Linked DNA regions of Homo sapiens: region 2 is linked to region 1. A link is an interaction called in ENCODE POLR2A ChIA-PET data of the cell type or tissue named here. Cell type or tissue: PC-9. All regions are shown on one strand. Each heading gives the region's core, and the rest is flanking DNA. Links, peaks and the distances in the headings are about the cores only. Region 1 overlaps RAET1L (retinoic acid early transcript 1L). Region 2 overlaps LOC124901431 (a long non-coding RNA gene).

The links. ChIA-PET counts read pairs that join two places held together with the same protein. Peaks named below come from ENCODE experiments on the same cell type or tissue, not always from the same donor. Only the 100,000 strongest peaks of a DNase experiment are listed, where the experiment ranks them.
Region 2: POLR2A ChIA-PET joins it to region 1 with 8 read pairs; 2 of 35 experiments call an interaction of 5 or more read pairs at or near these places.

Annotation. Positions count from the first base shown.
Region 1 is chr6:150,014,685-150,019,075 of GRCh38, reverse strand. RAET1L (retinoic acid early transcript 1L) reads left to right here. Exons shown (of 5, transcript NM_130900.3): 5 at 221-742. Among named protein-coding and RNA genes, the nearest start is that of RAET1L, 8.7 kb to the left of the region's middle. RefSeq lists an enhancer at 1,891-2,130. In PC-9, for the core only: CTCF peaks have their summits at 1,796 and 1,997 (motif pointing right); a DNase peak (open chromatin) is centred at 2,025.
Region 2 is chr6:150,855,102-150,859,492 of GRCh38, reverse strand. It overlaps LOC124901431 (a long non-coding RNA gene), which reads right to left. Exons shown (of 2, transcript XR_007059812.1): 2 at 1,531-4,391. Among named protein-coding and RNA genes, the nearest start is that of MTHFD1L, 8.4 kb to the left of the region's middle. RefSeq lists an enhancer at 1,755-2,954. In PC-9, for the core only: no CTCF peak of the experiment used is centred there; a DNase peak (open chromatin) is centred at 1,772; H3K4me3 peaks cover 812 bases; H3K27ac peaks cover 2,422 bases.

The DNA.
Region 1 (4,391 bases), core at 201-4,200:
TCCATCCCCTGGTCAGGTGCAGGGCCTGGGCTGACTCTGTGATGTGACAAAGGAGGAAAGAGGTAGGTCCAAGCTGCAGTCGCCAGGGTTGGGGCTCAAGGGAAAAATAGGTCCCTTAGTGCAGGGGGCTCTGAGACATAGAGTGACTAGGGAAAGATTACCGTGGAAAAGTGATCCGGGTTCTCTGCCTCTTAAACCAACATTTGGGTCCTTTCTGAAGGTTAAAGATGATACCAAAAAGCCCCTGTGAGCACGGTCTTGATCAACCTCGCCCTTCTGTCTGGCCAGCTGCCCACCACCTACGGTGTATGTCCAGCAGCCTCCAGCAGATGATGATGACACCATGGACCCAATAGCTCATTCACTGCCTTGATTCCTTTTGCCAACAATTTAACCAGTGATTATTCCTAACATATTATGCAATTTTCTCTTGGTGCTACCTGATGGAATTCCTGCACTTAAAGTTCTGGCTGACTAAACAAGATATGTCAACATTTTCTTTCTTCTCTTTTTGTTTGGAAAATCAAGTACTTCTTTGAATGATGATTTCTTTCTTTCATTACTGACATGATTGTCAGTAAAACAATCATGTTAGACTTCAGACCTCCAGGGATTCTTTCCATGTCCTGAAAGAGAATTGTTTAATTATTTAATAAGAAAAAAATTTATATTAATGATTGTTTCCTTTAGTAATTTATTGCTGTGTACTGATATTTAAATAAAGAGTTATATTTCCCAAAAACCTACTGAGTTTAGAATTTTGTTGTATTACTCAGTAGAGAATTAATGTTATTTCATTTTTCCTCCATGATATGGAGTAATAAATGAGTGATTCTGCCAGACTTTGTGTGGAAAAAGAGAATCTACAAAACATGGCTGAAAAAAATCAGAGACAAAACAAATACATGGAAAAATATTTCATGCTCATGGGTTGGAGAATCAATATAGCTAAAATGGCCATACTTCCAAAAGCAATTTATAGATGCAACACTATCTCTATCAATACCAATGTCATTTTCCACAAAATTAGACAAATCTAATCTAAAAGTTCTTTGGAGTTAAAAAAGAGCCCAAATAGCCAAAACAATCATAAGCAAAAAGAACAAAGCCAGAGACACCACATAGCCTGACTTCAAACTATAATATAAGGCTACAGTGATCAAAACAGAATGGTACTGGTACCAAAATAGACACTTAGATCAGTGGAACAGAATAGACAGCTCAGAAAGAAACCTTCACACCTTTTAACTTTCAACAAAATCAACAAAAAAAGCAATGAGGAAAGAGTCCTAATTCAATAAATGGTGCTGGGATAACTGGCTAGCCATGTGTAGGAGAACGAAACTGAACCTCTACCTTTCACCATATATGTAAAATAACTCGACATGAATTAAAGATTTAAATGTAAGTCCTAAAACTATAAAAATCCTGGAAGATAACCTAGGAAATGCCACTTTGGACATACAGCCTGACAAAGATATCATGATGAAGACACCAAAAGCATTTGCAACCAAAAACAAAAATTGACAAATGTGACCTCATTAAACTAAAGCGCTTCTCCACAGTAAAAGAAATTAGCAACACAGTAAACAGCCTATAGAATGGGAGAAATATCTGCAATCTATGCATCTGGCAAAGCTCTAATATCCAGAATCTACACGGAACTTAAACAACTCAACAAGCAGGAACAAAATTCCAATTAAAAAATAAGCAAAGAATGTGAACAGACACTTTGCAAAAGAAGACCTGCAAGTGGCCAACGAACATGAAAAAATGCTCTTTGGGAAGCCGCGGTGGGCAGATCATGAAGTCAGGAGTTTGAGACCAGCCTGACCAACATGGTGAAACTCCGTCTCTACTAAAAATACAAAAATTAGCCAGATGTGGTGGTGCATACCTGTAACCTGTAATGGTGCATAGTCTGATGTTGGAACTATGAAATACCTTGGACTGGTACTTTCCAGTCTTTTCCAGCAGATGGCACTGTTCATCTTTCAAATATTTCAATAAGCCCAGAGGGTTTGCCAACAGCGAGTTTGTGCCCTGAGCTCCTTGGCACACAACCTGGGATCCACAGCCAAGGGCTAGAGAAGACAAAAGAGACATTGACATCATGGTGGAAGAGGAATCCATAAAGAGTTCATTTCTGAGGACTGGGGCAGTTCCTCCCACCCTGCAGATCAAGATGCCCTGAGGGCAAAGAGCAGAGGGGTACTCTGGTGGCCCAGCAGTTCTGCCCTGGGGGAGGATTCTCTTCTGCTGCAGTGAAAACCAACAGGACGCTGCTTCATCCCAAGGGGACCAGGAAGATAGATCAGAGTGAGGAGCTGTCTGAGTGTTTCAGATCACACAGTGACTGCCTGCTTGATGGCTTCAGAACTCCTTCATGAGCTGGGAGACAGCCCCCAAGGTGAAAGGTGTGTGGGCAGGATGGGCTCGACATGACAACTCTCAAGATGACACGCAGTTTCTCCCATGTGTTTCTGTGTGTCTTTTTGTGTGCCCGTGTATGTGCATGGCTGTGTCTGTATTTCTGCATGCATTTGTGTATGTGTGTCTCTGTGAATGTGTGTGCCTGTGTGGTGTGAGTGTGTGTGAGAGATTGTGCCTGCATGTCTCTGTGTGTGTGCATGTGTGTGTGTGTGTGAGATAACATGCATGTATGAATGTTGAATTGATTTTCTGGTTGACTTGCTGTGGAGGGAGTCAGGGACTCCAGGGGGCTTCCTGCCCACCCCTCGTTCCCTGTAGCCAGTAGCACAAATGGCGTAATAAAAGGTAGTTTAATTTCATTTCATGCAAATGTAAAACTTTTGTGCTTCCAAAAGAACTCCAATTAGAAGATTAAAAAAAAACTTCCAGAACGAGAGAAAATCATTGAAAATCATATATCTGGTAATGGACTGTTATTCTGAATATATAAAGAACTCTTCCAACTCAATATTACAAAGGGAAATAACCCAATTTAAATATATGCAAGGAATTTGAATAGACATTTCTCCAAAGTGAGACAGGTATACTACACGGTGGTCTCAAAAGAATAGAAAATTTTGGGCAGCAGTTTCAGGTGACTAGCAAAAGAAATCTGTTGAAATATCTGCAGTGGCTCTGGGCTGATAAGTTGCTGAGAAACAGCATGTGGACCAAGCTGACTAAGAATGAGTGGATCCAACATGGCCCTGGATTTGACCTAGGTTTCACCTGGGACCTCATTACATGCTGATAAACACACTAAACACACACTAGCCAGCTCCCTAGCAGTTCTGAGAATACCCATATTTGGTGTAAAAATTCGAGGCACCAGAGTTCTGAGAATCCCTGTCCTTCTTCCAGGAATTTTCATGAATATTCCACCCCTTGGTTGAAGAAACCAGGAAAGGTGGCAGCACCAAACCCCCTTGCACCTGCCTCTCTCTTGAGTTCCCCTGCACTCCCTTTACTTGAGTGTGTACTTTTCCTTTTACAATAAATCTCCGTCCTTCCTCTATTTTCCTACTGGTCTTCGAATTCACTTCCCCAAGCGCTGCCAAGAGCCCCGCACCGGCTGGGGTCGCGGTCCAACCGGCGTTTAGGGACCTCCCCTTGCCCACTGGCATCAGAAGAAGAATGCAAATGGCAGTGAGCCCAGGAAAAGGGGCTCAGTGTCCACAGACCTCAGGGAAATGCCAACCGCACCCACAAGGCGACGCCTCACCCCGCTAGAATGGGTGACCCCAAACACTGTGAGGCTGGAGGGGGTGGGGCCTGCGTTCCTTACAAGGCAGAGAGCAGGAGACTGAGAGTTGGTGGAGTGTAGGGCTGTTCCTGTGTCATCCTCTTCCCGTTTTCCTGGCGGAGGTTTCTCTTTGTTCTCTGGCCCTCCCTGCTTCCTTCCTCTCCCTTTCTCTGGTTCTCCCTCCCATCCTTCATTTCCAACCATCCCAAGGTTTTCTCCGCCCCACGACATGCATGCTCCGGGTCCCCAGCCCAGCGTAGAAACCAGGAGCCCTGGACCGCGAGCGGCGGGATCCGGGAGGCGACAACCTGACGCCCCTGCCGGACCCTGGACACTCAGGACCTAGTGCGTCCCGGCGCCCTCCTGTAGCGGCCCCAGGGCAAGGAGGATGGGGGTCCTCGCGGGGCCCACACTGTCGGAGCCCCACAGATTCGAGTGGGACGGTGAGGTCTACACACTGAGCCGGTGACAAAGTCCCCGCGAGGATGAAGGAGGGACCTCGTGCTCCTCACCTCAACAGGCCCCGCATTTCCTTGATCCTTCTGACACGGGAACCAAGGGTCCCTTGCCGCGACCAGCGAGTCATCCCAGGTCTTCGAAAGGCCGTTTTTTTCCGGACGCTGTGGACCCGGAGGCCCGGGGGTATCGGCCGGCAGCGGCGCACCCACTCCGGGGT
Region 2 (4,391 bases), core at 122-4,121, 840 kb before region 1:
TGATCTAAGTTTGCTAGAGTCAATTACTATCATTTACAACAAAGCACTCTGTTGTGTACAGTGGTTAAAGTGAATGCAGGTGAAGGTCACTGGCCATGAGCAAGTCAAGAAAATAAAGGGCTGGATGTTGAGAAGGTCATCCATCGAAATATCCATCAAATAGGGATTTTCTAGATATTTTCAAGGTGGTGGTAGTATATAGGGGTGGAGAGTATAGGATGATAAGGAGACTGATTCTGAGGTGTGGGCTCACCTTCACTGAATGAGGCCAATTGGTAAGAAGGTCAATGGATGATAGGAGTCAGGTGACACAAAGATTTGCATTCCAGGCTGGGCACAGTGGCTCATGCCTGTAATCCCAGCACTTTGGGAGGCTGAGGAGGGCGAATCACCTGAGGTCAGAAGTTAGAAACCAGCCTGACCAACATGGTGGAACACCGTCTCTACTAACAATTCAAAAATTAGCTGGGCATCGTGGCATCTGCCTGTAATCCCAGCTACTGGGGAGACTGAGGCAGGAGATTCACTTGAACCTGGGAGACAGAGGTTGCAGTGAGTCGAGATTGCGCCATTGCACTCCAGCCTGGACAACAAGAGCGAAACTCCATCTAAAAAAAAAAAAAAAAAATTGCATTCCAAATAGCCACCATGCAATAGTTCATTCATTCATGAGGGCAGAGAAGGAATGGTCTCCAGCCACAGCATGGATCCATGAAGCACTGACTCCACCTCTCGAACTTGAGGTGTTGGATTGTGGGAGAATGAATAGCCTTCCTTTAAGAGATCCCCAGGAGAAACATCCTTAAGGAAGAGCTAAGTGTTAGTTTAAAAAAGAAATGAATTGGCCGGGCGCGGTGGCTCACGCCTGTAACCCCAGTACTTTGGGAGGCCGAGGTGGGCGGATCACAAGGTCAGACTGAGATCATCCTGGCCAACGTGGTGAAACCTCGTCTCTACTAAAAATACAAAAATTAGCTGGGCGTGGTGGCACGAGCCTGTAATCCCAGCTACTCGGGAGGCTGAGGCAGGAGAATTGCTTGAACCAGGGAGTTGGAGGTTGCAGTCAGCCAAGATCACACCACTGAATTCCAGCCTGGCGACAGCGAAACTCCATCTCAAAAAAAAAAAAAAAAAGAATGGAGGGAACTGCTTCCATTAAAATATAGGGAATGTAGAGGAGTTCAACATGGAACTTAAAGTGACCCAGAGCACGCAGACAGAAGATGTGGGAAGAACAGCAGCAGTGAGAAGGTGGGTCAGGAGGGAGACTAACCAGGAAGGATGGTCAGAGGAGCAGCAACCCGGGGTAACAGCTTGAAGCCTGGTGGTTTATGTGGCTCCCAAAATGCCAAAGAGACAGACCCAGCAAATACTGGAAGGCTACAAATGTAGACAGGACACTTGGATAAAACAAGGGTCAACACAGTTTGCACTTCTATGGGAGTTTGTTCCATGAAAGGGCTGTATTTACACAGCAACCCCCAAATGCAGAAGGAGCCTGGAAACCAAAGGAGGCAGAGAAATCCAATGTGTGGTTCTGGGTGATTTATTAGGGAAATTTACAAACAGAAACGTGGTCTTGGGCGGCTACAAGATAGGTAGATCTCTGCACCACAACCCCCTAGACCCAGGGCTTATATCTTGGGGAAAAATATACGTGTTCTAGAAGGAATGTGTAGGTGGCTACCAGCGTCACAGCCTATGATTTCTGCAACAGCAACGAGGGTTGTTTTGAAGGAAACTTACAGTAAATGGGTGTTTCTACATAAATAATAATACATCAACTCAACATTTTGGAGGCATTCCCAGACTTGGGATTAGTCAGTGGATTGGTATTTAAAGTAAATTCACTCTTGTCCCCACCAAGAGTTTTCCTCTTCAATGAATGAGGAGGCTTTGTGTAGAAAGCAAAAGTTCCTCTTCAAATCCCTTTAAATCATAAATGTTATTGATATCTTTTCTCAAAACTAACTTTAAGTTTCTTATTTTATAGTAATAACTCTCTGTTAAGCCTTATGTAGCAAAGGTAACAGAATAAGCATACTCTGACTTCAGTATCTGTTAAACATGCTCACAGGCATGTAGTACATTCTATGTCCTTGTACCTTAGTCAGAATATTCGTGCTGGACATGCCCAGGCATGTCCCAGCTTGCAGCCTACCCTCCTCCCTTATTTGGGAATATTATTACTTTTCTAAGTCCTTTCATAAGCAACTTCCTTTTTTTCCTTTGTTCCTCACTGCCTTTACCTATTTTAAAAAGTTTTGAACTGTTAGCCAATCGGGTTTTAGTTTAGATTGTGAGGTCTGGCTCCAGCCAATGGAGTCAGGACACAGCAATAGGGACCTCATGTGTAAGGCAAAACTATTCTAGTATCTTTTTTACTTTGTGGGTACTCCTGGCAGGATTGCTGACAGGCACCACCCTTTCTGCAAAGAGTAAAAAGAGTTTCCTGTTGAGGAAACATTTTGTCTAATTGCGGATTCTTCTCTGTAACATCGGGGAATAAGCATTTACTTCCAACACTTTGGTCTTCCAGGAAGGACTACCTGAGCCATGAGTGGTTTGCTGGGCTTGGGGAGAAGCTCTGGTTTGATGCAGCTTTTTCCAAAGCTCCCAGGGAGTGCAGTCTGGGCCTGATCTGTGATTGTTTAGGCTGGAAAGCATGGCCCTGGAAGGTGCAAGCCTGGTCGATAGGAGTATGGGTAGCATACGCACCAACAATGCTCTGCAAAATCTGTCTTATTATTAATATCAACCAGCGTATGGCACTGCAGGTGAGGCATGCATGGAGACATTTTGTATCCGGAATTGGTTCCTTCCAGTGGGTTCTTGGTCTCACTGACTTCAAGAATGAAGCTGTGGACCCTCGCGGTGAGTGTTAAAGTTCTTAAAGATGGTGTGTCCGGAGTTTGTTCCTTCAGATGTTCAGATGTGTCCAGAATTTCTTCCTTCTGGTGGGTTCGTGGTCTCGCTGATTTCAGGAGTGAAGCCACAGACCTTCGCAGTGAGTGTTACAGTTCATAAAGGCGGCGCGTCCGGAGTTGTTCATTCCTCCCGGTGGGTTCATGGTCTCGCTGGCTTCAGGAGTGAAGCTGCAGATCTTCGTGGTGAGTGTTACACCTCATAAAGGCAGCGCATCCAGAGTTGTTCATTCCTCCCGGTGAGTTTGTGGTCTCATTGGCTTCACGAGTGAAGCTGCAGACCTTCGTGGTGAGTGTTACAGCTGATAAAGGCAGTGCGGACCCAAAGAGTGAGCAGCAGCAAGATTTATTGTGAAGAGCAAAAGAACAAAGCTTCCACTGTGTGGAGGGGACCCAAGTGGGTTGCTGCTGGTGGTGCAGGTGGCCTGCTTTTATTCCCTTATTTGGCCCCACCTGCATCCTACTGAGTGATCCATTTTGCAGAGAGCTGATTGGTCCATTTTACAGAGTGCTGATTGGTCCATTTTTATAGAGTGCTGATTGGTGCATTTACAAACCTTTAGCTAGACACAGAGCACTGACTGGTGCATTTACAATCCTTTAGCTAGACAGAAAAGTTCTCCAAGTCCCCACCCAACCCAGAAGCCCAGCTGGCTTCACCTCTCAATTTCCCCTCTAAACAGGACACCCCAACTGCTGTTTGGAATTTGGCCAATGACTGCTCTAGCTACTTCCTGCTGGATAGGGGTGAAGCAGGGGCCCTGCAGTTGTGGTGTCCTCCAGAGGGAAACTCTTTAGGCCAGTGGAAGGGCCAGCGGGTCGGTCCAGGGGTCCTCAGTAGAAGTTGTTAGTTGAACTCATTCGGAGTTCCATTTGTAAGACCATCTGTAGCTTGATTGCCTTGATTTTAGAGGAAACAAATTTGACAAGAAGGTTAAAAATACAGGGCCCAAAGGCGAGTAACAGCAAGATGGCTGCCACGGGACCTAGAAAGGGGAGAAGCCATGTTGCCCAACTCCGGAGGTTGGTATAAGAGTTTGAAAGGCGTTGTCTGATTTCAGAAGCCTTTTCCTGTAAATGCCGGGCGGCATTTAGTACTATCCCTGACTGGTTAGGGTAAAAACAACACTCTTCCCCTAAGAAGGTGCAGACTCCTCCTTTCTCAGCCGTGAGGAGGTCTAGGCCTCAGCGCTTTTGGAGAGTCACTGCTGCCAAAGAGTCTATTTGGGATTGTAGAGTAAGGATAGATTTCGTGATTTCTTGCAAACTGTCTGAGAAATCCTTTGAGAATGTGTGGTAGTAGGATAATGAAGTAGATAAACTGGCTATTCCAGTTCCTGTAGCAGTAGCCATTCCTGACCCTATAAGTAGGGGTATTAGTTGTATGGCTTTGCGCTGACGGACTTGAGCTTTGAGGGGTACTGATAAGGTCTGACTTCCCGGGGCAATATTAATGTTGGGACTTAG